Regions from separate parts of the Homo sapiens genome. Here regions 2, 3, 4, 5, 6 and 7 are each linked to region 1. Evidence: chromatin contacts called from ENCODE Hi-C or POLR2A ChIA-PET data. All regions are on one chromosome and are shown on one strand. The core of a region is the stretch at or near the end of the contact, and the rest is flanking DNA. Distances in the headings are between cores, read along the strand shown.

The links. Hi-C counts contacts between places; a loop is a spot of excess contacts on that map. ChIA-PET counts read pairs that join two places held with the same protein, here RNA polymerase II (POLR2A). Pooled maps may share reads with other maps.
Region 2: a loop to region 1 is called in a pooled map, with 8 times the contacts of the local background. The contact joins the promoter of CXCL10 here to the enhancer-like site in region 1. A Hi-C loop is called at or near these places in 2 of 37 single-sample maps with no recorded cell type and 4 of 50 pooled maps.
Region 3: a map with no recorded cell type shows a loop between it and region 1 (17-fold over the local background). The contact joins two enhancer-like sites. A Hi-C loop is called at or near these places in 7 of 37 single-sample maps with no recorded cell type and 4 of 50 pooled maps.
Region 4: a map with no recorded cell type shows a loop between it and region 1 (11-fold over the local background). The contact joins the promoter of STBD1 here to the enhancer-like site in region 1. A Hi-C loop is called at or near these places in 7 of 37 single-sample maps with no recorded cell type and 8 of 50 pooled maps.
Region 5: a pooled map shows a loop between it and region 1 (7-fold over the local background). The contact joins the promoter of BMP2K here to the enhancer-like site in region 1. A Hi-C loop is called at or near these places in 4 of 37 single-sample maps with no recorded cell type and 7 of 50 pooled maps.
Region 6: a loop to region 1 is called in a map with no recorded cell type, with 22 times the contacts of the local background. The contact joins two enhancer-like sites. A Hi-C loop is called at or near these places in 3 of 37 single-sample maps with no recorded cell type and 3 of 50 pooled maps. POLR2A ChIA-PET finds 5 or more read pairs at or near these places in 1 of 52 experiments (A549).
Region 7: a pooled map shows a loop between it and region 1 (19-fold over the local background). The contact joins two enhancer-like sites. A Hi-C loop is called at or near these places in 3 of 37 single-sample maps with no recorded cell type and 12 of 50 pooled maps.

Annotation. Positions count from the first base shown.
Region 1 is chr4:77,585,147-77,589,306 of GRCh38, reverse strand. LOC105377296 (a long non-coding RNA gene) reads left to right here. Exons shown (of 7, transcript XR_938912.3): 3 at 128-240; 4 at 786-1,606; 5 at 2,582-2,715. It also overlaps a transcript of CXCL13 not described here. Among named protein-coding and RNA genes, the nearest start is that of CXCL13, 19 kb to the left of the region's middle. Within about 2 kb of position 2,231, at least 3 of the 41 ENCODE cell types and tissues checked have a DNase peak (open chromatin) inside an H3K27ac peak, as active enhancers do.
Region 2 is chr4:76,021,087-76,025,246 of GRCh38, reverse strand. It overlaps CXCL10 (C-X-C motif chemokine ligand 10), which reads left to right and starts at 1,750. Exons shown (of 4, transcript NM_001565.4): 1 at 1,750-1,876; 2 at 2,430-2,556; 3 at 2,792-2,881; 4 at 3,299-4,129. The coding sequence starts at 1,816. The coding sequence ends at 3,317. It also overlaps a transcript of ART3 not described here.
Region 3 is chr4:76,197,312-76,201,471 of GRCh38, reverse strand. The region is part of intron 1 of SCARB2 (scavenger receptor class B member 2); the gene reads left to right. Among named protein-coding and RNA genes, the nearest start is that of SCARB2, 14 kb to the left of the region's middle. RefSeq lists enhancers at 1,362-1,421, 1,442-1,631. Within about 2 kb of position 1,696, at least 15 of the 41 ENCODE cell types and tissues checked have a DNase peak (open chromatin) inside an H3K27ac peak, as active enhancers do.
Region 4 is chr4:76,305,020-76,309,179 of GRCh38, reverse strand. It overlaps STBD1 (starch binding domain 1), which reads right to left and starts at 2,447. Exons shown (of 2, transcript NM_003943.5): 1 at 2,191-2,447; 2 at 1-36. The coding sequence starts at 2,410. It overlaps FAM47E-STBD1 (FAM47E-STBD1 readthrough), which reads right to left. Exons shown (of 7, transcript NM_001242939.2): 7 at 1-36. The coding sequence ends at 7.
Region 5 is chr4:78,774,047-78,778,206 of GRCh38, reverse strand. It overlaps BMP2K (BMP2 inducible kinase), which reads right to left and starts at 1,857. Exons shown (of 16, transcript NM_198892.2): 1 at 1,486-1,857. The coding sequence starts at 1,663. BMP2K-DT (BMP2K divergent transcript) reads left to right here and starts at 2,237. Exons shown (of 1, transcript NR_186689.1): 1 at 2,237-4,160. RefSeq lists silencers at 953-1,153, 1,515-2,184, 2,275-2,524 and enhancers at 728-1,358, 1,991-2,621.
Region 6 is chr4:78,747,649-78,751,808 of GRCh38, reverse strand. No RefSeq gene overlaps it. Among named protein-coding and RNA genes, the nearest start is that of BMP2K-DT, 26 kb to the left of the region's middle. RefSeq lists enhancers at 1,189-1,238, 1,539-1,718. Within about 2 kb of position 1,693, at least 4 of the 41 ENCODE cell types and tissues checked have a DNase peak (open chromatin) inside an H3K27ac peak, as active enhancers do.
Region 7 is chr4:78,655,134-78,659,293 of GRCh38, reverse strand. All of the region lies in intron 1 of LINC01094 (long intergenic non-protein coding RNA 1094), which reads right to left. Among named protein-coding and RNA genes, the nearest start is that of LINC01094, 11 kb to the right of the region's middle. Within about 2 kb of position 2,168, at least 4 of the 41 ENCODE cell types and tissues checked have a DNase peak (open chromatin) inside an H3K27ac peak, as active enhancers do.

The sequences.
Region 1 (4,160 bases), core at 982-3,481:
CAAAGGGATGATTAGTGTCCCAGATGGGATGAAGCAGGATGGCATGAGATTTTACCACACAACTTAGAACAGTGCACAATTTAAAACTTATGAATTATTTCTGTAATTTTCCTTTTAATAATTTCAGACTGTGATTGGCTGTGGATAACAAACTGCGGAATGCGAAACTGTTGATAAGGGTGGACTACTGTAACTCTGGACAATTTCCTCAACTCTGCCCAATATCAAAGGAAGGCTCTTGTAAGCATTTCTATAAATTGCAAAAGGTATATGTTCTATAAGCCTTTCCAACCACATCGGCCTAAAATAGAAATCTAGACAGAGTGAAAATAGAAGTGGCTAAGAGGAAACTGCTTCAACCATGGGGGTAATTTTCATTTCTGGTAGTCATAAAAGGAAATTTTCTATCCTAGTCTTCCTGAGTTTGATTCACCTCCATTACTACATGTAGTGGTTTTAATAGTAGTGAGCAGTGATTGCTATGGGAGAGTTCAGCTTTGTTCTCGTTTATCTATGCTTGAGAAGGGAGGGTTGGAAGTGGTCAGAGCCCAAGAAATTAATCCAGGAAAAGAACCAGAGAAAGAGGATCTGTGAGATGGATCAAGAGAATGAAGATAGAGCCAGATTCATGTCTCAGGCTAGAGAGAACTGAGTATCCAAAAGACAGAATATTAGCTAGGTAGGTAGTTGTGGAGAGAAGCTCCACTGTTGACAAATACACATGCCAAGGACAAATAAGAAAAAATTACATATTTAAAAATAATTCTTCTGCTGTGCTCTCTTAGCAGGCTCCAAGCATTGTCAGTGATGTGCTACAAAGAGGAACAACTAAGCTGACACAGATATGAAGGCAGCAATGACACTGAACTGCCAGAATAGTGATCCTCAAAGGTGGACAGGTGTCACACCTGAATCCCTGGGGGTCAGGACCAATCAACTTCCCCGCCTACCCCAACCGTGGCCACTCTTTCTAGTCATAGTTTATCTTATGCCTCAGGGGCAGTAATGGGGTTAAGAAATGGTAGAAAGTATGTACCCAAATTCTCAATCACATTTGATTGTTCACTAGAACTTTTTCTAAGAAGACTAAATGGTGAGAACGGGGGGATGGCCCTCCAGGAAAATTCAGGTAGGTGTCATAATATTTAATGAAAGAGGCATTTCCTTTTTTAATCCTTTGTAGGGTCAGAAAAGAAAAAAATTCAAGATATGCAAAGGAAGCCAGATCAAAATCCCCTTGGCCATGGATACTGGTGCCCTACATCAGCACCCTTCAAGAGTGTGGATGAGGCTGAGTAGGTGGGAACCTGCATCCCTTGAAAGAAGCAGGCAAGGACAGGGTAGTGACAAGTGCTGGTCACTTGTGAGGGCTGCCTCCCCATCCAGTTCCCTCTGCAGCCAGGAGCAGGAGTTGTTTCTGGCTCAAGCCAGCCCCCATGGCCGCCATTCCCTTATATGACCCTGCTTCGCAGGGTAACGTACCAGACAGTTTCACGCTCGTTATCCTTGCAACGGATTACTCGGTGAGGAGCATCAGAGAACTGAAAAGACAGACTGACTTCGACTTGAATCCTGGCTCTTCCTCTTACTAGTTTCATGGCCTTGGGTATGTTACTTGTTTTCCTGGAGCTTTGTTTTAATAATCTTTGAAATGGTAGTCAATGGAGAATTAAATGAGATAAAACAGGTAAAATATTTGGTACTGTACCTGGCATACAGTGGAAGTTGAATCATGATGAATATCAGTTTTTGTGAAGGATCCAATTAAGCAATTCTGTCTCTCCCTCCTATGAGCCACCATTGTACCAAGTACCACCTCCAGTATTGTATCTACCCCTAAGGATCACCATTGTTTATTTTTGCACGTGTCTCCTTAGCTGGACTGTGAGCTTCCTGCAGAAAGAGAGCAAACCTTACAGCTTCGTATTCCTTAAACTGTAACCAGCACATAGTATATAACCAGTGAAAGTTCGTCATATCCCCCTGGCTCCTCTGCTGACTGAATGCACAAGTGAATGAACAAAGGGGATGGTGGTGGGGAGAAATGAAACTAGAGATCTTCAGTTAACCAAAGGGAATGTTCCAACAGAGCCCACTTTTCTTGTTTTGACTGGTTCGGCAAGTAAGACATCAGACTTACCGGATATTGTTCAGAGCACTGTTGACTAACTTGTTGACAAGGGATGTCTGGGCTGCATTATAGCCAGACAGGGAAGGCTGTTCAAGTTTCAATACTAGGTTCCTGAGTTAGGAGTGACTAAGCAGCAGCCGCCCCATACTGCCAAGCTACCGTGTGGTTTCACACCATCTGTCACTTGCTGAAGAGGACGGAGTCCCCCCTAGAACTTCCCTTATTTCACTACCACCTACTGCAGCTGGGTCTGCAGTTTGTAGGCAGGAGATGTGGGGGTCAAACTATACTTCATTTGTGCCCAATTTTCAATTGCTATCTAGACTCTTTTCCTCTCTGGACTTTAACCTTTGCTATAAAATTTCCCTAGAGCTTCAAAATTGTACCCCGAAGTGCCCCTGACTAACATCAAGCATATATGAAGATAATGTCTCAGTACTCTATTTACAGATGGAAAAATGAGTTATTCCACTGAAGCCAGGAAAATCCATGCTGGCACCCTAGCAGTCCATCAGAAAGTCGTTATTTCTCCACTGTCAGAGATCCTGTCCTGAATATGCAGCCTAGCACAGCATGTTATGGAGGTAATACCCATGTCCTTTGCCCAAGGCGCTTGCTCTTACTTGTCCTCGTGGGCACAGTGGAATTCTAAATCATCGATGCATACTGCCTGTTTTGTTAGGTCCCTTTAAGTTCATATTCAGCTGACCTGGCAAGAGATATGCAGTAAACTTTGCTCAAAAACGTTAGGACCGGAGATATAGCAAACTTCAGCAAAGATGGAAAGAACCATCCTGCCAACATACCGATTTTAAGAACAGCACTCTCTCACCAAATTCAATTATCTTGTTACTCAAAAATATTTTTTACATGTGATTTCATTGTGTCCCTTTGAGAACAGGGAGAACAAGTAGCTTATCTAGGATGGCATTGGTCCAGGCCTCTTATTCACAAAATATGTCAAATTTAGACTTTCACCTTAACTTCAAACGAGGTTATGCATATGGTCACTGAGATTCAGGATAAATGTGAAAAGGACTTTTTTCTCATGCAACTATACAATTACCCCATTATAAAACTGCACAGCCTGAATTAATTTTTACAAGTCATCACACAATTATGTTGCATTGTTTATAGTGTTTCACAAGTGTTAATTTATTAAATGTAAACACTCAAAATATACTATATTTTTGCAAGCCTGTTTTGACAGTTCCTCAATCAATGTACTGGGGCTCAACCTCTGGGAAGTGCTAGGTCTGAATTATCTTTGTGATGGTAAATTCCAAGTCCACAGGAGAACCAGCAAGTGTAGATTTCATCCCTCATGATGAGGCCTGCCGCGTGCCCTATGGAAGCAGAAAGATGATCACTCAGCTGCTTTGGGGCCTATTATAGCTTCTCAAATATTTTGAAGTACCCAAAGCATAGATAACCAGGTGTTTTACCACAAAAGTCTAGTTCTAAGAAAATATTCTTCAAGAGACTATGGTGACCTATCATTAGTCATTGATTAGGTTTAAAAAGCCATCACTTTAGTGTCCACTGGGTGACACAGCGTCTCTCTGAGACTGGTGTAGGAAAGGAAAGGAGTGGCAGCTCTGAAGCAAGCACAGAGCTAACGGCAGCTTTCACCCATCAGCAGGTCAAAGGCTTTGTTACCCAGACTGCTAGTTCTCGTTTTTGTGCATGTTATGAGAAAGACTCACACGATGTGGCTGAGGACGTTTAGGAATCAGTAGTGCAGCTTTCTGGACAGTAAATGGCAGCCAATGACATCAGCCGCAACCTGCTCTGCAGACCTTGAGATTTAATCATGATTTAAATAAACATCGTTTGCAATAATTTTTCATTAAATTAAAATTCCTGATTCACATTAACCAAGTCCCCCTGCTCCTGTGCATCCATACCTGAAGAGAGGTTTTAAATAACCAGAATGCTAAGATCAAGATTTTTATTGAATAAAGAAGCCTTTCTCCCAATTTTTAAAGCCAGGTTTCAGAAAACAGCTTTGATAAAGCCTGTTTCCAGT
Region 2 (4,160 bases), core at 501-3,000, 1.6 Mb after region 1:
CAGTAAAATGTTTGTTCTGCACAAATAGGTATGGAAGGATCCCTCCATTGTCACTATTTCTCATAAGACTTTCCCTCATCAGAACGAACGCCTCTTTGCTAGGTGAAAGTCTTTTGGGTTCTGTCAGTCTCTACCTCACCTCCCTCTCTTTTGCCTTTCCGGTTTCCCACAGCTAATTCCACTGACTTATTCACTTGAAAGCTTAGCTCTATTCCAGTTCCTAGAACAGATTAACATGGGATTCAGCTCTCTAGCAAATTCCATTTACCCCAAGCAACTCACTCTCTGCTTTAATGATGGAGTTCCTACATTTGAGGATCCAAGTTTTATGTGCACCCAGTTTGCAGATACAGGCTTTATTCTTGGCCCCTGATACCAGGTTCTGAGACAGTATCTGCCTAGTACAGTAGCCTGATCCTAGGATGGAAGCTTTTCCATTCCCTGACCAATCCCTGCATTGTTGCAGCCCAGCTGACTATGAAAAGAACTCCCATATATTTTCCTAGGTTCTAAATATCACTTGCCTCAGATCTCTCATTGCAGGGTGGTGCCTGCCTTTGAAACAGTATTTCATCTTGGATTCCCTGTTACTAATCATTTGCAAAGAACACAACCAAGGACCACTATATCCATGGATACTGCTAAATTTCCACTCTCAGGTTCAACATGTGTTCCATTATATGAGTATCATGTGCTTTCTACTGCTAGCTACTATGAATAATCAGTCAAGTACTATTGAATGCTGTGAAATTAAGTTTTGCCACGATTCATCATCCAGTTAAAATTGTGCCAATTTCAGTTATCACTGTTACTAGCTCAATGGCCAACACTTTTTTTTTCTTTTTCTTTGCATTTAACAGTGTCTTGGAGCTGAACCCCATCGTAAATCAACCTGTTTCCCTTCTGTCTCAAGCTACTTTCCCAAGGTCTGTCTCTATGCGTGCCCCCCCGCTTTTAAATTCATTTCCTCAAAAAGCACCCTTTGTTTTTTACAATAACCCTAGGATAGCTATGAATCCTTTTCTCACACCATTCTAGATACCATCTTATGATGTTTTCATTCAGGGACTGCTATAAGACGTGAAACTTGTTTTAACACACCACAAATCAGATACCCAAATGAGCAATGTTTTCCCTCAAAATAGTTATGTTGGAGGCTATTTACTTAATCTAATGGTGTTATGAATGATCAAAGCATTTATTGAATTATTTAAAACTTGCCAGTTCCAGATCTTTGACCCTGTCAAAGCAGGCCAGTCCTATTACTTTATAGTATTTGATCAAGGAGGACTGTCCAGGTAAATCACTGTTCTAATAATCAGGCACAACTTGCTGTTACCAAAAAATTAGGTTTACCTATAAAGGATGAAAAATTTCTATTACTGGGGATATTTTGAAAAATAACCTCTGAAAGTAACTGTAAAAGTTTAAGTGTTGAGAAAAAGCATTATAGTTAGAATGGATTGCAACCTTTGTTTTTTTCTATATGCAATGAAGTTCTTTTTTTCAAGAAACAGTTCATGTTTTGGAAAGTGAAACCTAATTCACTATTACCAAAAAAAGAGGAGCAGAGGGAAATTCCGTAACTTGGAGGCTACAATAAATAATACCTTCGAGTCTGCAACATGGGACTTCCCCAGGAACAGCCAGCAGGTTTTGCTAAGTCAACTGTAATGCCCTTATCCAATCAGAATTAGGGAGGGAAAATGGCTTTGCAGATAAATATGGCACACTAGCCCCACGTTTTCTGAGACATTCCTCAATTGCTTAGACATATTCTGAGCCTACAGCAGAGGAACCTCCAGTCTCAGCACCATGAATCAAACTGCCATTCTGATTTGCTGCCTTATCTTTCTGACTCTAAGTGGCATTCAAGGTAAGGAACATCAAAGGATACTTAATTTGTAAAATGAGAAATAGGAATAGGTATAAATTCTAAAAATACAGAAATAATGTATTTGTAAAAGTTTCACTGCATGCTTATAAATAAGAGGGAAATAAATAGAGATTCCCTCAGATCATAAAACTTATATGAATTGAAGTGAGAGAAACAAATAGAATAAGAGAAAGAGAAGGAAAAAGGGAAGGAGGACAGAAGAGATGGGGAAGAGGGAGGATAGAGAGAGAAAATGTGAGGGAATGCGGACAGAGATGAGATACAGATACTTCCTTACCTAACTAAGCTCAATGAACCACATGAACTGTGCTTAAGGGTTTGACTTTATAATCAACAAGCTGCAATTCTTTTCTTCCAGATAATCAACTCTTTAATCATTTACAGTTGTGTTATGATGTGATCCATTCCTCCTCAGATTAAGTGACTATTTGCTGATATGGGGATATAGGTTCTGCTAAATACCACCAGTCTACATTAAATGCCTAAAATGAACACTGTGCTAACCTTCTCTGCTGTTCCTCTTTTCCTACAGGAGTACCTCTCTCTAGAACTGTACGCTGTACCTGCATCAGCATTAGTAATCAACCTGTTAATCCAAGGTCTTTAGAAAAACTTGAAATTATTCCTGCAAGCCAATTTTGTCCACGTGTTGAGATCATGTGAGTGAAATCCCATCTGATTATCACTTCCCTGGTTGTAATTATATACTGTATTAAATATGTAATGATAATAAAAAAAGATCAGTAAAGGGTTTGTGATGATTCTAAAACTAATGTACAGCAAACAAAAACATGCAGAGTGAAACTTAAATGTCTGACTTCAGAACTGCGTATGCCATCTGTTTTATTGACCCAACACAGTTTTAAATATTTTCATCCCTATTTATTTCTACAGTGCTACAATGAAAAAGAAGGGTGAGAAGAGATGTCTGAATCCAGAATCGAAGGCCATCAAGAATTTACTGAAAGCAGTTAGCAAGGAAAGGTAGGTTTGCTGTTGCCTGCAGAAGAATTGCTCTTTAGGAAACGGCAATCTTGGGAGTCAGAAATACTTGCATTGTGGTTTGCTGTGCAATCGCTGGTTTAAAAGTATGTTACCACCACGCCCTCCCCTACCTCCATTTATTTAAATGCTGAGGCACCATCTTGTGTGATAAGTATCAGAAGTTACCCTGATTACCAGTCAACCTTGAAGTACAGCTATAACTATCTAAGCAAAACTGACAACATTTTCCCCAAGTCTTTCATGGTTGAAAAAAGCAACCCCTATAATCCATAATGAATGCATAGCAGCAGGAAAGCTCAGTTATCTATTCTATGAACTCGGTACTTTCCAAACACAACCCAATCTGAAGCCAGAGTCAGACTATCACACTTTTATATCCCCTTTCTCTTCTTACAGGTCTAAAAGATCTCCTTAAAACCAGAGGGGAGCAAAATCGATGCAGTGCTTCCAAGGATGGACCACACAGAGGCTGCCTCTCCCATCACTTCCCTACATGGAGTATATGTCAAGCCATAATTGTTCTTAGTTTGCAGTTACACTAAAAGGTGACCAATGATGGTCACCAAATCAGCTGCTACTACTCCTGTAGGAAGGTTAATGTTCATCATCCTAAGCTATTCAGTAATAACTCTACCCTGGCACTATAATGTAAGCTCTACTGAGGTGCTATGTTCTTAGTGGATGTTCTGACCCTGCTTCAAATATTTCCCTCACCTTTCCCATCTTCCAAGGGTACTAAGGAATCTTTCTGCTTTGGGGTTTATCAGAATTCTCAGAATCTCAAATAACTAAAAGGTATGCAATCAAATCTGCTTTTTAAAGAATGCTCTTTACTTCATGGACTTCCACTGCCATCCTCCCAAGGGGCCCAAATTCTTTCAGTGGCTACCTACATACAATTCCAAACACATACAGGAAGGTAGAAATATCTGAAAATGTATGTGTAAGTATTCTTATTTAATGAAAGACTGTACAAAGTAGAAGTCTTAGATGTATATATTTCCTATATTGTTTTCAGTGTACATGGAATAACATGTAATTAAGTACTATGTATCAATGAGTAACAGGAAAATTTTAAAAATACAGATAGATATATGCTCTGCATGTTACATAAGATAAATGTGCTGAATGGTTTTCAAAATAAAAATGAGGTACTCTCCTGGAAATATTAAGAAAGACTATCTAAATGTTGAAAGATCAAAAGGTTAATAAAGTAATTATAACTAAGATGAAGTGCCTTGTGTGTCACTTGGTTGGG
Region 3 (4,160 bases), core at 447-2,946, 1.4 Mb after region 1:
CGGTATCATCTGTTTCTTCATTAATTATTTATTGTGTCCCTTCTGTGCCAGAAACCATGTTATGTGCTGGGGATCCATGAAAAAGATACAGTTCTTAGTATCAGACCCAATCTGACACTAAAGACTAATGAACACATTTTCCTTATAAAACTTGTGAAGTTTCATGAAAGCAGAGAGAAAACACATAGTTCAGAGGGGCCTTCTGAGAGATGGCACTTCTGAATTGAGCCCTGAAGCCCAAGTAGAAGTGAACCAGGTGATAAGGGCCCTGCAGAGACTTCTGGGTGAAGGGCGGTGAGTGACTCAGGCCAAGGCACTGGCTGAGAACTTGTGTGGTGGGTGCTAGGTAACAGTAGATGGTTGCGTGTTACTGGTGCATAAAGTGCCTACCAGGAAAAGACAGCGACAGGTGACGCAGTTGCATCAGATCACAACAGGTCAAGGACTGTGGACTTTATCCTTTGAGCAGGGGTGGAGTATCTGTTCCCTTAGGCACTTTTGACAGGCTTCTCTGAAGCCTGAGATGGATGAAGCATTTGAAAGGAAAAAGGCTGGAGAGAGGGAGACCAGTTAGGAGCCTACATACAGTATTGTCACAGTCCAAGCCAATGATGAAATGTGCCTTGGGGTAGAAATGGGGAAGAGGAGGAGGTGAAATCAGCAGGACTTAGTGATCAACTAGGGGAGAAAATCATGAGTCCATTTTGGTCATGTTGTCTTGGAGCAGCCTGTGAGATGTTTAGATGGGGGAATTTTATCACAGATCCATGCTACTGGAAGGATCTAAATAATTTCAGGCATAAGCTGTTTGTTAGGCTGAATTACTGAGTCTTGCACATAATTTTTCACTCCCTGTTACATGCATGTTGGTTTTGTGTCCTTAGCTAAATTTCTTCTTACAGACAGGGCCTATGCCTGTTTGCAGGGCATAGTCCGGGCACATAGAAAGCTCTCAGTAGGTACATATTGGGTGATTAACTGAAAAGTATGTTTTTTAGTCCAATTATTAATTTAGCTGTTGACACTGTGAATTCACCATAGAACTTGATAATTTTCCAGTATTTTGTTTTAGTGGTAGTGCCACAGTATTGTGCGTGGAAAAATTCATTATGTTCGTCTTGGTTAAAACTAATAAGCAACAGTTATATTGTGACTCCACAGTGCCACTCTTAATATCCAGAGTCACACTGTAAAACTGATTTAAGGCCTTATGTTGCTTTTTCATTTAGTGTAACTAAGAAGACTCAGCTGATTACAAGGTTTGTCTGGTGGCTGTCATCACCACAGCAGAACCCTCGGTGAGGAAGATCAGTTGTTCCCAAGCCATGGCTTTCTGTTCAGACTGGCAAAGGGCGCCTTTGAGGGGGACACTAGCTCGTTGTATCTGGCGGAATGAATAACTTCCTGTGCCAGACAGTCCGCGGTCTTGAGGCTGAGGTTATTATTTGTTAGTTTCTCAGGCCTTCCTTTGCCGAGCAAGCTCCTGGGAGTGCACACTTGAATGCCCTGAGGATCAGAAATAGAAGGGGCAGAAATTAAAAGTTTAAGTCAAAACAGAGCCCTCTCTGGGCCATCTTGTGGCAGGAGGTTGAGGTGCTTTCTTTGGACCCATTAGCATACTGGGGCTGCGCGGCTGCCTGGAAACTCTAGAGTTGAACTCTCCCTTTTTCGGTTCCTCACCTGTGGGCTCCTTACTAGGAGCTGACAGTGACCTCACGCAGCTGCCCTAGTTTCCTTTCCTCCAGATGGCACGGGTAACACTCGAGGAAACCCTGAGAGTTCAGAGTCCAACTTATGGCTTCTCCATAGTTTCACTGTCCCTCTGGGCTAGAGTTGCCAAATAAAATAAAATACAGGACAACCAGTTAAATTTGAATTTCAGATAACAAATAACATTTTAGTATGAGTCTGTCTCGTGTGATATTTCGGTTCAGTCCGATGTATCAGTTGTTAATGTCCTGCCATATTTATCTCTCTGATGCACTTTTTCTTGAATTATTTGAAGTAAGTTGTAGATATCACACACTTTGTTCCTAAATCCTTCAGCATGCATCTCCTATGAATAAAAACATTTTTGATGTAGCCCATGCAATATTTGGGACATAATTATATTATAAAATTATTTGTTGTTTATCTGAAATACAAATTTAACTGGGTATCCCAGGTTTTATTTGCTAAATCTGGCAACTCTACCCTCAGGGTGCCATGGGGTGGCAGCTGCTGGATGGGTGAGTAAATCTGCACTCCTGGACTTGGTCAGATTTGATTTCATTTACTGGCTTTGTGACTTGGGACAGCCAGTGCCACCATTTCTTTGTCTGCAAAATGGGGATTTTTATTTTGTAGTGTCAGTGTAAAACTCAGAGATAAGGTACATTATAAAGCCCCTAGCATAGCACCTGACTTTAGCAGACTCACAGTAGATTGCAGCTGGCGTGGCAGTAATGGTAACTGAATAGTAACTGCCATTCTCTGAGCTGAAAGTGAGAAAATAAAAATAAAGACACACTGTTTTAGAAATGTTAGCAGCTGTATTTACAACTTCCCTCTGTTCTCTCATTCCCCATCTCTCTTCCTACTTAGTGCATTCGCATGAGCACACACACACACACACACACACACACACACACTCACTCACTCTCCAGCACGTGATCTACTCTGGGATTGACAGAGGGTTTCCTGACAAACATCCAACTTGTAAGGTGGAGGAAAAGAGACATATGAAAGCAGCAGGAAAAGCCACCACTCTTGAGGGCAAGATTTGAAGGGAGTAAAAGGGGCTATGAGGATTTGTCTGAGTGCTGGTGACTCAACTAAGAAGTGGCCAGGCAGAGAAGGGCTGTGGGGGTGGAGGGAGACAGAGGAGAAGCCCCAGCTGTAACATGGTCTGGGTTGGTTATGACTCTGGCATGCTGCCAAGGACAGTTTTTATTGTTCTTGTTTTTCATTTGCTTTGTTTCATTAAGAAGTCAAATGTACTAAATGTTTATTTCTATCCTGAAAGTTGGAGGAACAAGTTCAAGTCACACTGTTTACGCATGTCAGAACAGCCAGGTTTACCCTTCTTTCTGGTAACCCCTTCTTTCTGGAAACCCTTCCACTTGTCTTTGGATTTATGGTTGCCTAAAAGCTGGATGCCAGCCCAGCAAGATAAACCAGGGAGGTTAGCCATCTGTTCATTTATGTTTGCTGATTCTTTCAGGGTTCCTAATTCTGAGGTGATTTTCTTCACATGAACAAATAAATGAGATCTCAAGTCCTTTCTCACTGGAAACTTCACACACTATGATGCTTGTCAGGAAAAATTAGGCAGGAATACAGAGTGCTCACTCAACTGTCCTGACAGTAATAGGAAGAGAAGTGCGGTGGAGTCGAGAGTGGGGGCGGCTGCTCCTGGGCCTTTGCAGCAGAGCAGACCGCAGCTGAGGCAGCATCAGGCTCGCCTTTGTTTTGCTAGAACAGAGGAAAGCCAAGATGAAGTGAGTTCTCTTTGTGTCCATTCCTTCTCCTTGCCTTAGGGTCTATCCATAACATGCTACAGAATCTGAGTTTCTTAGATTTTCACTTAAAAAAAAAGATAAGGGAACATTTTTTTTTCTGCTTACAGAAGTAATTTATTTCTGGTGTAAAAATCCAAACAAAAGCAACAGTGAGTGGAAGACTCCTCCTAATCCGGACCTGAATTATAACTGATACAAATTCTCGACACTCAAAGTTCACATTTTGGTTTGTTTATTTGCAGTCTGTGCTTTTATATTATTTTTGTATTTCAGCCGTTTTTACAGTAAAAATACAAGGCTTTTCTCCATTAACAGATAGAGGACTGTTGGGAATACCAGGTGTTAGGTTTCTGTTAACCTCAGGCGCTGTATTTATCAGGCCTCTACTGCCACGGTGAGTAACAAGTAACTCCCCAGTCTCGTTGCTTATAACAATAATATGTGGGTGTGCAGCCAGCTCAGCTGGCTCAGTGGAACGAGGCTGGACTCCAGGCTTCTGGTCCGCTTTAGGACTAGTCTACACATCTCCGTTTTAGAACCTAGGCTGAAGGATCAGCAGCTACCTGTGGCCTGCTCTTCTCTTTTCCAAGGGTGGCAACTTCAAGGTGGCAGATAGAAACTTGCCATGCATCTTAAGGCCTTAGCTCCAAATTGATACAT
Region 4 (4,160 bases), core at 1,198-3,697, 1.3 Mb after region 1:
TAGAAATCAAATGTCCATTGCTTTCTTGAAGATGCTCTAAGAAATCAAAGGAAAAATGTAATAGAGTCAGGTAGTTCATTTAAGAAAAAAGTCAGGCTGAGAAAATAGATTTAGTTACTGAAAGCTTTACTACTAATCAATCTGCAATTCACAAAGTCCCCCTCTATTAAAATCAAGTACTACTTAATTAACCAGTATGCTCCCAACACTGTGCTCTAAGAATACACATGTATATCTGACAACAAAAGGGACATCCAGGAGTATCAGTGTGCCAGCACAAGTGTAAATGAAGTGGTAAGCTGTAGAGGCAGACGTGTAACCCCCCCATGGTCCCCAGTCTCCACAGTCCAGGCCATACTGGCATGCAGCCAAGTTAAGTTGCTTGGCTCCTATCATCAAAGAATGTTGTCCAGGCTGTGGGGCAAAGGGCTGCGTGGCTACGTTACAAACCAGAAGAGTACACTTGTTCTCCCAGGGGAGGCATGCAGGGCAGGGATTGGCTCTCGCAGACCTGCGGGCAGATCAGCAGGAGCTGTCACCTTGGGGAGATACGGAGAACAGTAGTGCTTCCCTGGGCAGGAGTGGAGGGAGAACTGGGGGAAGGGGCTGGTTTCTCCTTGCCAATCCCATATGCGTTAGGAACCTCCCCAACAAAACGGTGTTTTGTATCCCCTTCCATTGTAAGCATTTTTTAAAAAACGTTCTTAAAAATACAAAATCCAAGTCCTCTAAAAATGCAGTTTCCTTCTTGGCCATGCCATTGGTAGTCCAAATAGCTCCCTACAAGATTGAAATCTCCAAATCATACATACAATCAGCACAGCTGTGGTTTTATGTGGTGTGGGGGTGGTGGTGGTATGGGGACAACAGTCTTGTTTCATTTTATCCCTTTTTTTTTTTTTTTTTTGAGATGGAGTCTCGCTCTGTCACCCAGGCTGGAGTGAGTGCAGTGGTACGATTTCGGTTCACTGCAACCTCTGTCTCCCGGGTTCAAGCGATTCTCCTGCTTTAGCCTCCCAAGTAGCTGGGACTACCGGCGCCTACTACCACGCCCAGCTAATTTTTGTACTTTTAGTAGAGACAGGGTTTCACCATATTGGCCAGGCTGGTCTCGAACTCCTGACCTTGTGATTTGCCCGCCTCGGTGATGGTGGGAGTTGGAAGTGAGAATGAACAAATATTATTCTGGATTCCCAACTTTTCAACCTAAAGCATGAGATTGGTCTTCAGAAAAAAGATAAGTGAACTGTCTAGGCATCCCAGACCAATCACAGTAAAGGCACACGGGCAGATTTTCATATGGCTGCACATGAACACCACTGGGCTAAAAATAAAGTTCACAGATGTCATTTTCACCATTAGGCTTCTGTCCAGGCATGGGCAGCTTGCCAAGGGAGGGCACTGGACGGTAAGCTTTTCTGCCAGTGTTCGCTCTCTGCTTAGCAAACGGTCCCTAAAATACAGAAATTTAAACCCAGATGTCAATTCTACTCATCAGGGTTGGGTCCCCTATTTAAGTAGTCCCTTCCTAGGGATGACTATCCGGCCCTATTCTGGGGCAGCGTGGAGGGGACTGCCGACAGTGCTGAAAGGGGTGACCAAGGCACATCCCCAGGGCCTCAGCCACAGCCTTCATGGCCAGAGTCCAACCTGAACTTTGCCTTCCTAAAGAAGCATCCAGATAGCAGGAGGCGCCCGCAGTTCGGGTGTTCCCAAACCCAGCTCTTCATGGGCTGTGCGATGGGAGGATGTCAGACTACCCGGATTGGGACTTAGAAAATGTCCCTGCTTGGGCAGAGATCGAAGAGGCTTGTAGGATCCCCTAAACCTAAGCCCCCCTTTCCAAAGGCCGGGAAGGGGCGCCGCCACTGCAGCCGCCCGCACTGCACCAAGCGCCGCCAAGTGGAGGAGCTCATCCCCGCCGGAGGGGCAGGACCAAGTCCTCAGGCGCGGGCGCTGAGGGACTCGGCAAGGGCGCGGCCCTTGGAGGACCAGACAAGAAACCTGCCTGCGCGTACCAACCAGCCTGGGAAACCGAGGGGCGTGGGGATGGCCCAGTCCCCTTAGGAGAGCCCGTCCGCAGGAATGGGCCCCTAGGAAAGCTCCAGGTGGGTTTGTCTCTTTGCTCCCTTCCTCGATGAACCTCAAAGCTCTGGCAGATGTGCCCTGGAGTCACGGGGGGAAGAATACCTGGTTTGGTGACCAGCTCCTGCCCGGAAGGTCCAGGGCTCAGTCCGCTGCTGCCACTCTGATGGCCTCCCGGAATCGCAGCTCCCCCAAGAGGGGCGTCTTTCTCCTGCTCCGCATCCCCGTCCTTCCCGGTGTCGCCAGGGCCGCCCCGCAGCAGCCAAACGAAAAGTGCTCCGGCCAGACCCCCTCCAACCAGCAGGGCGGACCAGACGGCGCCCATGGCTGAGAGGCCGCGGCCGCAGGAGACTACAGGGACTGGGACCGGGGCTCAGGTCACGCACACAGAGCCACACCTACCCCGCCCGCTCCAGCCTTTTACGGTTTCTGCGCCGGGCACTCCGGCGGAGCCCGGCCCTGAGCGACCAGTACTCAACTTTCCCAGCCCCGCCCCGCTCCCCGCCCCTGGGCTGCAGCCCCGGGCTCCCTCCCGGGGAAGACTCCAGCGCTCTTCTGTCCCTACACTTTCTGTTCCCGGCCTTGCCAGTTGCCAGCGGCCAGGGGCGCAGGGGTCGGCGTTCCACGTGTGTCCCGCGTGAAGAACCCAAGTGCGCACAACTGCCCCGCGCAGCCGGGACCTGCCCCACCGCCCTTCCTTCTTCCGCCTGCTGCCCGCGAGGCCCAGCCCTGCCTCGGCCCGCACCGGGCACCTCGGCGCCTTCTCCCCAGGGAAGCTCAGCAGCAACGCGGTCAGCTAGAGGCCGAGAGCTTCCTGGAACTTAGAGGTGGGAGAGGCCGCGGGCGTCGGTGACGCGCGGGCTGGAGCGCGGGCTAGAGCGGTGGCGCGTTCGGGTGGGATGGGTGGCCCGGAGGACGGCGGGCGCGGTGCGGGGAAACTGGGAGCCCTAGTGGAAGCTCCGCTCCGCCGCCAGCTCAGCGCGCTTAGCCTCCCCAAGCTTCCGCCTCCTCGCCTGTAAAATGGAAGGACTGGACTGAGGACCATCCATCTAAAGATGCCAGTCAGCTCAATCACATCCAGTCTCGTCCTCTTTGGGCGTGTATGGCTGCTGCGAAATGCGCACGCATCTGTATGAACTGGATGTTGTCCATGGACGAGCTCCTACAGATAAGTTTGTTAATAAAAACAGCAGCTCTTTATTAAGCACTGTCTGTATTCCGGATGTTTTAAGTGTGTATTTAATTTAATCCTCACAAGACAACAACCCTGTGCGGTGTTATATATATTTCTTTGTAAATCCTTTCCTCTGCTGATCTGATGACTTTGCACAACAGCTTCAAGCTGATGATCCCCACGTCTATGTCTGCAGCTCACACCTTTCCCTTGGACTCCGACATTCAACTGCTAAAGGCCACAGATACCAAACACCTGCCTTGGAGTAATTGCTATAATTGCTCTCTCTGGTAGGGCAAATTATCTAATGTGCCCCTTGCTCCGAATGGACAGTAGCCCTTAACGGGGTGCAAGGTTCTGCCAGTGGGGTTACTGGAAGGCTGATGCACGCCTTGATGCAGGCCACAACTTCTGTAATCATAAGAGAGGAGGTAGAGGAGAGGTGAGGGCGAAGACTGCCTACTGGGCATCTCCTCGTGGATGTCTAATAGACATCTCAAACCCAACTCATCCAGACCTGAACTCCCCACCTAACTCCCCAAACCTACTACTCTCCCCACCTTCCCCATCTCAGGAAGTGGCAACCACATCCTTCCCATTGCTGCAAAACAAAACACAGCAAGCTCCCACAGGCCACTTTCAAACCACCAGTCAGCGTGATCCTGTTAAAACACCCCAGTTCTCTGCTCAAGACCCTCCAGTTGCTCCAGATCACACGGAAGAACCTTTAAGACCCTACAGGATCTGTTCCCCATGACCACTGTGCACTCATCTCCATCTTGCCACCTTCAACCACACTGGCTTCCTTGCCTAGAGTCATCCTTCCTGCAGACATCCTCTCTCTCTCATCCCCTTTAGGTCTTGGCACAAGTGTCATCTGCATCCCCACTACCCCCTCCCC
Region 5 (4,160 bases), core at 608-3,107, 1.2 Mb before region 1:
AAAAGACCCATCTGGGATTTAGTGGAATGAGTGAGTGTAACACTACTCAAGCTACATTTCAATTAGTTACTAAAACAATTCAAAGACAGAATATGGCATTTGAGTGAAGAGCCATGTGCTTTTAAAACCTACAACACAATCTAAACCAATAATTGAAATTCATGTGTAATAAAGAGCTAGAAAACTTTATAGTATAGTAAATCTTTTATAAAGACCACTCACCACATATTCATTCTTCTGAAAAACTAAGGATCCTCCTTCTCCCACCTCTCCAAGTTTCGGCTAAGATCATTATTCTGAGCAATGGTTCACGAAACAATGATATGTACACTTGAATAATTCACGATTTCTTTCTCTTTCAAATATTTTATACAAAAATCTTCAGGTTTTTTCCCTTGTGCTAATTTACTGTTGTGTATAGCATTTCAAAAAATACAAGCGGAATCTCAGTCTACTGTTTTCAAACCACATCAACGTCTAACGCTCGGAGAACTGAATCCACTCTTCGATTTTTTTTATCTTAACCATAGAACTTAAAAGGGCCATTTATCAACAAAAAGTATTTCTTTTAAAGTGTTTATTTTGTAGTATCATTTTGCAACTAAAAACTCAAAGGCCAATGAAGCATGCAGCACACAGGGCAAGTATTTTCTACAAGGCAATTATGCCAGAAATACAAAACTAAATTCTAAGTTCTTCTTTTAAAATGGAGTAAACTTTTTTTGTAAGTAGACTTCTACCTGCCGTCATAACCTGTTCCAGATCATGAAGGACCGACCACAAAACCTCGTTAAGTGAAAGTTAACCTGCTTTTATATCACCTTTTAAACTACTATCAAAGAGACATACTGGGAGGGCATGAATAGCACCTTGTCCAACAGAGAAGATTCTAAATAACAAAGATAAATGGGCTCCAAGTTTACCTGCTCCTCAGTGCAACCTACTAACTGAATTTAGAGCAAAGGATCACCTCCAACACGCACACATGCACACAAATACATTGTTTTTCAACAGATGACTGAGCTGCAGCAAAGCCCAGCTTGACACCAGGGGCTGCAGGGTCCTATGCCCTGCAGCGCGGGTGGAGGCTTAGATGAAAAGGCCAACGCATGACACCCGTCTGAGCCACAGCTGGCAGAACGGAGCTTCAACCCTGTTCGATCTGACCCTCTAATGAGTCACTGGCCCAATCGTAACACCAACCCACTTCCTAGCCCGTCTACTACCTATTTTCTCGCGTCAAAAAGCACAGAAAATGATTTAAACTAGGCATGAGAGAACTGTGCACCGGCCGGGGCAGCCAGCGGCAAGAAAAGCCAGCTTAAGAGAGAAAGCCCGAGCCACTCTTTAGGAGCCCCCGCTGGCCCGGCAGCAGAGGAAGAATGGGGTATAAGAGTCAGTCCGGAGGGCGAGGACCCGGAGAAGCCGCCGCCACACCCCAACCCTCCCTCACCTGCCTGTCCGAGCCTCCCCGGGCGCCCGTACCTTCGGCCAGCGACTCTTCCAGGGTGACCTGGTGGCGGCCGACCGCGAACACCCGGACCCCCACGGACGAGCCGCCGGAGCCGCAGCCGGCCCCGGCCCCGGCCCCGCCAGCCCCGCCACCCGCCGCTCCGCCGCCGCTGCCGCCCTCCGACTTGGGCATCCGAGAGAACTTCTTCATGGTCCCGCCGGCGAGCTGGAGGGCGCAGGGAGCGTGCAAGGGCAAGTCCCCGGCCCGGCGCGCAGCCGGGCGTCCGCGAGGGGTCGCCGCCCCTGGCCCGTCCGAGCGTGCTGCGGCCCGCCAAGCCTCACATTCCGCGCTCCCCAAGCGCACAGCCTGGGCCCCGCCGCCCGCTCCGCGGCTCCGCTGCAGCTGCCCGGCTCCCGCAGAGGGCGGTGGGGAGGGCGGGGACGGGGCGGGGCGCGAGGGGGCGGGTCCGAATCCAGGGGCGACGCCGCCGCCTCCGCCAGTGCCCCGGGCGTCCCGCCGCCTCACTAAGCGCCTGGAGCGCGAGCCGGGGTAGAGGAAGAGAGCGAAAGAGGCTGGGCGGCCGGCCCCTCCAGGGAGTGGGCTAGACGTCTCAGGCCACAAACCCGCAGGACCGCAGCCCGTCGCGCCGCCGCCGCCCCGGCCGAACCCGCGCCGCCCGCCACTCGTGGCCGTTGGCGGGGGGGGGGGGGGGGCGCTGCTGCCAACCGCTCACTGAGGCCGGGCGACCCGCGCAGGCGCGCTGCCCGCGCCGCCGGAAGTGACGGTTCCGGCTCTTGTCACGTGGAGGGGGACCAAGGGAGGTGATTGTGGGGGTTGGGGACTAGGGCAAAGTCGGGGGTCCCGGGTCCGGGGTTGCGCCGGGAGGGTACTGGCCAGGCCCGACTTCAAGCAGGGAGGTGGCCCGGGACTGGCTCCCGCGCTGGTCACGCACCGGGGTCCGTCATCTCGACCGGGAGTCGCTGTGCCACTCTAGGGGCTTAAAAATGCCGCCAACAACTTTACCCCTGCTGAGGAACTTCTCGCTTCGTTTCTTAGCCAGTTTTCCAGGCCTTCTCCCTTGAGAGTCTCCTTCCGCTCGCCCACCCTGAGCGTAGGAGGTGGGAGCAGGACGGAACTGGAGTGGATTCCAGTAACTGGACTTCTAAACCGGCTCGGTGTCGTCGCGCTCTGTAGCGGACGCTTGTGCTGGGAAGCGTTTTGCAGTTTATAAATTACTTAGGAGTACTTTAAACATCTCACGCCTGCTGTACCACAGCCATGTGGGGGTATTCAGAACAGGTATTAAGGTCGTTTTGCAGACCATTCATCACTCTTGGCTAAAAGAACTTAACGGAGTCGCCCAAGGTCACACAGCTGGCTCGTGGTAATTGGGGACCATTCTTTGATTCATAATTTTGTGCTTTTGGCCACCCTGAAAAAGTAAGGTCAGATCGTTGAAAAACGGGCAGATTTAAGGCTGTTTGGAAGCAAAAGCGACCACTGCGTTCCCCTCAAATCAAAGAGATTTGCACCCCCTACCAAAAAAAAAAAAAAAAAAAAAAGCCCTGTTGTATCAATTTCATAAACTGCAGGAGTCTCCCGACTGCAGGGTGAAGCAACAAAATAAATATGGGTGTAAAACATTCAGGAGTGGTAGGGAATGGCAAACTGTAGAGCCTGTGTAAAGAGAGCAGCCAATTCTCAGCTCCAGCCTACTTTTCCACAAAAGAAGATAGGCACACACACTGTGCCCAGAGGTTCCAGTTTCTTAAGAGAACCAAAAACCTGGAACTGTTTTCTAATGTGGCATTTCCCTAATTTTTAAAATATAGATCAAATAAATTGTATCTGCAGGACTCCAGTATGCACCTTCTATGAAAGTAGATGAATGTGGTTCTATCCCCACCCCTATTTCTTTATTCTTTTTAATGAGATAACGGGTAGAAACATTAGAAAATGTGCTTAGACAAAAACTTTGAACTTAAAATCCTTGTTCTTTCTTCCCTGCTATTTGAAGAGAAGCTATTTCTGCCAACACTAAAATAGTGCTCTGGATTTAGGCATTTCTGCTACATAACCCACTAAACTAAAATTCTTCATCCAGAGACCTGACGTTTAAAGTAGATTCCAGCTTAGTGGAAGTGAGATTATATGTCAGATGATTGATGTGGTGTGGCAGTTGGGGATTTCCATTTAGAAACAAGCTGACCACTTTCGTTGCTGTGGGGCTTCATTGTGGAGTCTCATTCCTAAATTTGAATTGTTTTTTAAGCAGAATAATGGAAAGATTAAGTCATTTCATGCAATTCAAAACTGGAGTCAGACAAACATACAAAGTTTGGGCCTGATATAACTTCACCTGATCACAACAAGCCTGCTATAATAAGTTTCAAAGTTAGTTTACGAGGATCACTTGAGGCCAGGAGTTCAAAACCAGCATGGTCAACATAACAAGACCTCATCTCTTTAAAAAAAAAAAAAAAAAAAATTAAAAATTAGCCAGGTATGGTGGTGGTGCACCTGTAATCCCAGCTACTCAGGAGGCTGAGGCAGGAGGATCGCTTGAACCAAGGAGTTCAAGGCTGCAGTGCGCTATGATGGCACTGGTGCACTCCAGGCTGGGTGTCTCTTAAAAACAAACAAAAGTTTGACCAGTCAAAGTGGCTTGCACCTATAATCCCAGCACTTTGGGAAGCCGAGGTGGGTG
Region 6 (4,160 bases), core at 444-2,943, 1.2 Mb before region 1:
GAAGTGACAAGATACCATCCAAAAAGAAGGACATTATCTCAGAATTTATAATTTTATAATTTTAAATGTATAGTTTTAATTAGAAATTTTACTACATTTTCCCTGTTGCTCCTATTTCACCAAAAATTAATGAATACCTTTGTCTAATCTGCAAGCCTGTGTTTGAAAACCACTGTTATGAGCTTTCCAGTTTTCTTTTTTTCTTCAAAATTTACCTATCATGGTCTCATTCCCTCAAAGCTCTGTCCTTTTCTAACATTACAGCTATAGTGTTAACCATCACTGTCTGTAGTGAATATTAATGGCTTAACGTATTCATCTTTTCAAGAACATGTTTATATTCTAATATGGGGGCTTTATCCAAATAAGTGATAGTAGTGGTGGAAATTTCAGACTAGTTGGCAAGTCTAGGGGAAAACAAATATGATGCAGGTACCCTTTTCAGCATCCTGAATGTCTACCTGCTTTATACATGTATATGGCTGACTCTGTACCCTACCTTTCTTAGCTTTAGGATATTAAGGCCTGTCATAGATAGGCTAGGACTTTGAATGGTTTCCTCAGCAGCACCTGTGAAATACACTTAGTGTTAGGTAACATTAAGTGAAATCAGGGTACAAAGGTTTTTTTGTTTCGTTTTGTTCTGTTTTTTGAGACGGAGTCTCGCTCTGTCACCAGGCTAGAGGGCAGTGGCCCAATCTCCGCTCACTGCAACCTCTGCCTCCCAGGTTCAAGCGATTCTCCTGCCTCAGCCTCCCCAGTAGCTGGGACTACAGGTACATGCCACCACACCCAGCTAATTTTTTTATTTTTAGTAGAGACGGGGTTTCACCATGTTGGTCAGGATGGTCTCTATCCCTTGACCTCAAGATCCGCCCGCCTCGGCCTCCCAAAGTACTGGGATTACAGGCATGAGCCACCGCACCTGGCCCCAAAGGTTTTCTTGCTTAAGTTTATGCCACTTCTCCTGATTAAAGCCTACAGTATCAAGTAAAGACACATCCCCTCCTCAGTAGATCTTTGACCTGTCGTGACTCTAATGGAAAAAGAACATATTTTTAAGTAGGTTTTTTCTAAGGATTAACACAAAAGAGGCACATTATGCCCCAAAGGCTGGCCTACAGATTGCTGGTCACCCTACATAGTAAACAATGGGCTGCTCTGGGGACAATGACAGCAGTACTGACACAACAAGACTGGACTCCATTTCAGATCTACCAAGGGTAGGTGGACAAGATATAAGGAAGATACAGGTCTGCAGTCAGAAGACCTTGATTCAAACCTGAAGTTAACAGTTATCAGCTGTGGAAAGTAGTCAAGGTCTCTAAACTTCAGTTTCCTGAAAATGGGGTTAAGAATAGTACAAATATCATAATTAGTACAAGGATTAAACAAGTTAACTCATGTGAAACGTTTTAGTACAGTACCTGCTCATGGTAAGCACTCAATATTAGCTTTGTTATTATTATGTGCACTGTGACAGGATGTGCCCACTTTGCTGGTAGCTTCATTAACCACTTATATTAAGTGTGTTTGCTGTTTTAGTCAGAACATACTCTGAAATCACAAAATATGCAAACTCAGATCTAGATCTGGGCAAATGTGAGGCATATCTTGGAGTTCCCCTTTTAGTAGGTTCCACAGAAATATCCCAGCCTTTACTAAACTTTATTTTACTTCCTCAAATTATCTCTCACTTCTCTTTTGGGGCAATGCCTGTCCTGTCTCATTACAATTGTCTCTAAGGGAAAACTTTGTTGTTGTTGGCTTGTTCTCTTGTGTTTTTTGTTTGGGATATCGTGATTGATAGTACATTCTTAACCATGAGCAAATATTATTGGGTTGCCTAGTGAATAAAACATCTCAATTCACATTGTTTCTAAAAGAAAGATGTTCAATGAGTTTGTCTTGAGGTTGTCAGATTTCATAATTATAGTCAACTTTCAATTATCCACATAAATAAAAAGGGCGTCAGTACAGATAACAGAAAATTACAGGCTCTGAAATTGTGGTTAGCTATCCAGCAGAGTTGAGCCCAGCTTCTATATATAACCAACAGCAATGCCAAGTGGGTTAAAGGAATTTAGTCCCTCTGTAATCTCCTTCAAACTCTATTCTTTGATATGGATACTTGACATTTTCTCAATCTTATGTAAAGTGCTAAGAAATTATAGCTTTAAGTCCTTTCTTCCAGTGAGATTGTGGCTCCTGCATTTCTATAAAATACAGTTCCAGAGTTGGCTCTGTCATAGGTCTGGGACTGTCTCAGGCAATGTGTCAACCACAAGGCCAAACCATGATGCATATGATTAATTTCCGATTCACAAAACCCAGAGACTGATACCTGTACATATGGCTTACTTCATCTCCCTAGAGCCAGCTTTAATACCTAAATAGGTGGTGGTGGTGGGGGAAGGGTGGTGAGTGGCAACCCCGAGGCAACCTATTTCAACAGTAGAGCACTAAGATTGAGATTGTTAGATGTGTATTTTCATATAGTTTCCTCTAGCTTTCACTACTGATTTGATCCCTTGGGGTCATATAGCGCAAATGTTTTCTTCTTTGAATATTTGGAAAAAGCCGTTATATTCTATCTGGACTTGCCACTGAGAACTATACGACTTTGGCTAAATTCCTTCATCCTTCTGATTTTTTTTTTTTTAATTCTAGAAAAGGAGGACATTTGACTAGGTGATCTATATTAGATTCTTTAATTTTAATACTATATTATATAATTCTATGAAAGATCTCTTTTGATGATAGTCATAAAAATGGTTTATTAATGATACACAATACAATGTACTTCCTATACATAATATCAGATTCAGTGCTCATAATATTACTATGGGGAAATTATTATTTTCAATTATGAGTGAGGAAACAAAAAGTCAAAGAGATTAAGTAAACCCTGTCCTGAGTTTCCGATTCTAGCCCTCTGCTCCAAGATAGGTTCTACCTCCATGTAATATTTTCTTGAGAAACTGATTTTAAAATCCCTGGAATTGGTTGCCCAAATGTAAGATGTGTTTAAAAACAAAACCAAGTTGATCTTCAATTCAGCAGGTAATACAGCACACCTGGTGGTCATTGCCACAAGATGATGAGAAGCCTCAGGGAAAACCAGGCCTAGACTCATCTGAGCAGTATAAAGGTTGCAAAGTTTATCAGAAATTGGCGCCTGTTTCATAAGCATGTGAGCCTCTCATCAGGACCTTAAATAAACTAAAGACATTATTGTACAAAGATAATCATTCCTCCAGCATTCAGTCACTAGGGCCTGCTGAATGCTAGGCATTGATTAATCACTCTTACCCACAATTTCTGATTTATTTCTCATAAAAATTCTGTGGGGTAATAGTTCGTGCATGTATTATCCTCATTTTATCTAAGATGATCTTGAGATTAATAGAATAACTTACCCAGGCAGTAAGTGGCAGATCAGGATTATAACCAAGTCCTTTGGGCTCCCAGTTCCAGACTCTTTCTATTCTGCCAGTATTTCCCAAAGTGTGTTTTAGTCTACACTCATCCCACAAAATGTCTTTCCAAAAATGATGCCACAGTCAACAATGTTTGATTCTGCACATTGTGGGGTCCCTTAGAGATTCATAGAGTTTAGCACATTCAAGATTCCCAGAAAATTTCAGAAAGGAAACATGTTTAACATTTTTCTTTCTAAATTTTTCTGAACTTATTTGCAAAGGCATCTTTTAATCCAATTAACACATATTTAATATTCTGAGGAATGGTATCCTGCAGAACTCTTTGAGAAATCCTGCATCATGCCAGGCTACATTAAAAAGAAATTTTTATAAGAAAGGATTGTCACCATAAACTGTTATTTTGCTTCATGTTAAAAAAATAATTTTCCCATGAGTTAACTAGTGTATCTCATGAGATCATAAGCCAGATGTTCATAGAATTCAACAGACTTCCTGGCCCTGACCTGAGAAAATAAAATGTTGCCATAGAATTACATACATGAGAATACCAGATGGGAATACGAAGAAAGTATATAAACAAGTATTATCCATTCTCACGATACTCAGCCTACATTCTAAAGAAGTTTGTATATGCATGGAAGTTACAATTTATCCTCCCCCCAAATTCTTGCTATTTGACATGCCTTACATTTTTATTCTAATGTGAATGATTGCAAG
Region 7 (4,160 bases), core at 919-3,418, 1.1 Mb before region 1:
ATGGGCTATCATGTCCCCTGTCATTTGTTTATAAGAAGAGCTCTGGCCTGGCCTTAGCAACTTTTAGGTGAAGCCATCTTAAAAAAAGTCAAGAGCCACAGAAATAGAGTTCCAAAAATGACAAACATTGCAAGCATTCATTTTATACCCACACAATCTTTATTTTCCAATTTCTGTTAGTTGAAAACAAGAACAGTAAGAGAGCTCAGAAGAGAGTGGATCTTTAGAAATACTTCCAACTATCTATAGCCAAAAGCCAAACATACTCCTACATCCTTATTTCATGCAAACTAGATAATATAAAAAAGACTTGGAAAATGCTTTATAGCTGTGTGTAAGCTAAAAAAGCTACATAATCACACACAAATGAATGGGAGATATGAGTAGCAAATACAGGGCCTATGTTCTTTACCATAGAAATCGAAAGGATAAAAGACTAAAGTGTGGATTCAATTAAGAACTTAGTGGTGCCTTTTAAGAGGTGGCATTTTCCAGTATGTATCTCAGGCAGTCTAAAGAGTGATACCACAGAGCAAATGAAAGTCTCTAAGGGGAACTATTCTGTCTTGTGGTGAAAGTCAAGGCAAGGTGAGAGATAGAAGTAGATTTGTGGGCCAGGTGCAGTGGCTCACGCCTGTAATCCCAGCACTCTGGGAGGCCAAGGCGGGCAGATCACCTGAGGTCAGGAGTTCGAGACCAGCCTGGCCAACATGGTGAAACCACGTCTCTACTAAAAATACAGGAATTAGCTGGGCATGGTGGCAGGCACCTGTAATCCCAGCTACTCGGGAGGCTGAGGCAGGATAATCACTTGAACCCAGGAGGCGGAGGTTGCAGTGAGCCGAGATGGTGCCATTGCACTCTAGCCTGGGGTACAAGAGCAAGATTTCATCTCAAAAAAAAAAAAAAAAAAAAAAGTAGATTTATGGTTGCCAGGGTTCAGGTCAGAAATATTGTAAAGTAAGAGGGACCTTCTCACTTGATGAGAGCAAAAGTCTTAGCTTGGTAGGAAAGGAACTATCTAGCTCCTGTCTGAGTGACAGAAACAGGAAGGAAGAGTGAGCAATACCCCTCTCTGTATTGCATTTGGCCTGTTAGGAAACCACGAGATGGGGCATATGATAAACCCAGTCTGCTCCTGTCTCAGTGTTCTCCTCTGGAATCTTGAACCACACAGGAGTTTTCTCAAATGAGCAGACTGTCTGATTCTGGAAACTGATCACCCACCCAAGTACGAGGTTCCAGATGGCAGGGATCTGGTCTGTTTTGTACACAGCTGTATTGTGAGGACCTGGGACATAGTAGGTTCTCAGTGAATATTTATTGAATGAACATTCAAATGCACACGCCACAGAGCCCAATAATTTGAGAGTAGCCCAGAAATATTTGGGACTTGTTTTGCGCTTCACCTAAACAATGATGGCAAAACAAGAAAAAGGAGGAGGAGAAGGAGGAGGATGAGAAGGAGGAAGAGGTCATTGGTCATCTGCTGAGTTATTTTGTTCATATCCAGTTTGTGTTTGTGGCTTCCTTGCAGAAAAGATGCCAGAAGATTGTAAAGGAATAATTGTGTGTTTCTGTGTATGTGTGTGCATGACTATTCTTATTGATGTATGTATATCAAATCATGTTGCTATATCTATGTCTGTGGATGACTTTAATTAACCTTTTTTCAACCCTGCTGAAATGAAAGACTTTTCTAATTCTCCTGATTTAGAAGTAGTTATTTAGAATTATAAGAAGTATGATTAGCTCACAAACGAAAGAGCCCATCTTTGCTAATAATAGTGCTAATAAGAGAAAGGTAATCTGGTAAGGCCAATCCTCTACTCCAGAAATCTCAGGACATCTAAAATTGGGAGTTGGTGGCCATGTAAACAAATTCAAATTACCTTCCAGCAAAAACCTCAAACTACTTGTTTGAGATGGTTTTGGCTGGAAGACGTGAATCCAGATCAAAATCAAAAGCCACAGAAATACTGAAATAGTTGAAACAGAGACACAGTCATTACAGGAAGCTTATGAAGGTTCAAAGGAGGTTAAAAAAAGAAAAAGAAAGAAAAGGAAGAGCTGCAGCAAGAAACGTTTGTGGCATTCATTGCCCATCCCTACTGGAAATGTTGACGATATCCTTTGAAGAGGAAGAGGAAGGAGTTCGAGGTGCAAAACAGGCAGCCTAGACAGTGACAAAACAGGAAACAGGAGTGCTGATGAAACTGAACTGTGAATTGGGAAGACAGCAACGCATTAAAGCCACAGGGCTGTGAAAGACACTCGAAAAGGACAATGTAAAAGTGGCGAGGGACTCAGAATGAACTATGGATTAAATAAGCATTGACAAATAGATAACGAAGTCTAAATTTTCTTATTGAAATGACCTAAAAACAAACTTAGTCATATTATTATCATTCTAGGAGTATTCTATTGTACTAGAATTGCATTGAATCAAATACTGTTTGAAATAAATGGATAAATTTATTTCTGTTGCTAACATATAGAGATATCTCATAATGGTGTTGGTTAATAGTAATAGGTAACAATTAACACAATGCCCACAATACTTTATAGGTAACATCATTTAATCCTGACAAATATTTTTTTGCTTGTTTTTTTGAGACAGGGTCTCCCTTTGTCACCCAGGCTGGAGTGCAGTAACCTGATCATGGCTCACTGCAGCCTTGATTTTCCAGGCTCAAGAGATCCTCCTGCTTCAGCCTCCTGAGTAGCTCGGACTACATGCATGCCCCACCACACTTGCCTAGTTTTTTTTTTTTATTTTTAGTAGAAACAGGGTCCCACTATGTTGCCCAGACTGGTCTCTAACTCCTGAGCTCAAGTGATCCTCCCGAAGTGCTGGAATTACAGGCATGAACCACTGCATCTGGCCAAAAAATCTTAAAAGGTATATGATATTAACACTTTCAATTTATAGATGAAGTCTCTGAGGTTGTATGATTTGTTAAGGCTCAAGTTACGGGCCAATGTAGAATAGTTTATGACAATAGCTTCCCAGTCTTGACTCCAGAGCCTGGGTTCTCTGTGCCATTTGATCAATACATGACATGACATTCTACTGAGCACACCTCTGGCTCATTTCCATTTCCATTTGCTCTGTTTACCAGAATTGTTGCTATGTCCCTTTGCCAACCTTTGAAGAGAGAGGTAATGGGCAGCAAAATGCCCAGAATTAAGGAACAACCCAAGGAAGATGAAAGAATCCGAGATAATAAGGCCCAACGTCAAGTCAGTTATTACAGATTGTAAAATTCAAGTCCCTCATTAGAGTGAGTAAATTTTTGACCTCTAATTAAAAGTCTTGCTAAAAGAATTTTAGCAGGTTAGTGACAAAATCCTTGGACTAAGAAGAGAATGACCAGTAAGTTATTTTATGTACACTTATTTAATAATATAGCATTACTTTTTGAAGATTACTGTGTTAAGAGTCTAATGTAACAGCCTTATTATAACTTAGAATATTGATTTGAACATCAGCATAAAATAAGGCACCCCTGAATTTTTCCCAACCAAGAAAAATGTCCTTGTACTGTGGCCACAGGACGTGTATCTTTCCCTCCCTCCCTCCCTCCCTCCGTTCCTTCCTTCCTTCCCGTCTTTCTTTTCTTTTCTTTCTTTCTTTTTTTTTTTTTGGAATCTTTCTCTGTCACCCAGGCTGGAGTGCAGTGGCATGATCTTGGCTCACTGCAACCTCCGCCTCCTGGGTTCCAGCAATTCTCGTGACTCAGCCTCCCAAGTAGCTGGGATTACAGGCGCCCACCAATATGCCCAGCTAATTTTTGTATTTTTAGTAGAGACAGGGTTTCACTATGTTGCCCAGGCTGGTCTTGAACTCCTGGCCCCAGGTGATCCATCCACCTCAGCCTTCCAGAGTGCCGAGATAACAGGCGTGAGCCACCGCGCTCGGCCAGCATGTGTATCTTTCTAACGTAACTTACACTCTTGACACAGTAATCTTCAAAAAGACTGTCAGTTCTTTTGGCATTATTATTGCTATTTGACATTACTGTTATTATTCATATAATAACAATAACTTGGTGTGGTTAAGTTCTTTGTCTAAGGTCACATAACATAGTAGATATTTCAAATTTCTCCAAAATATTTCACCCAAAATTCATACTGTTTTCCAGTAAGGTCCAAATTGG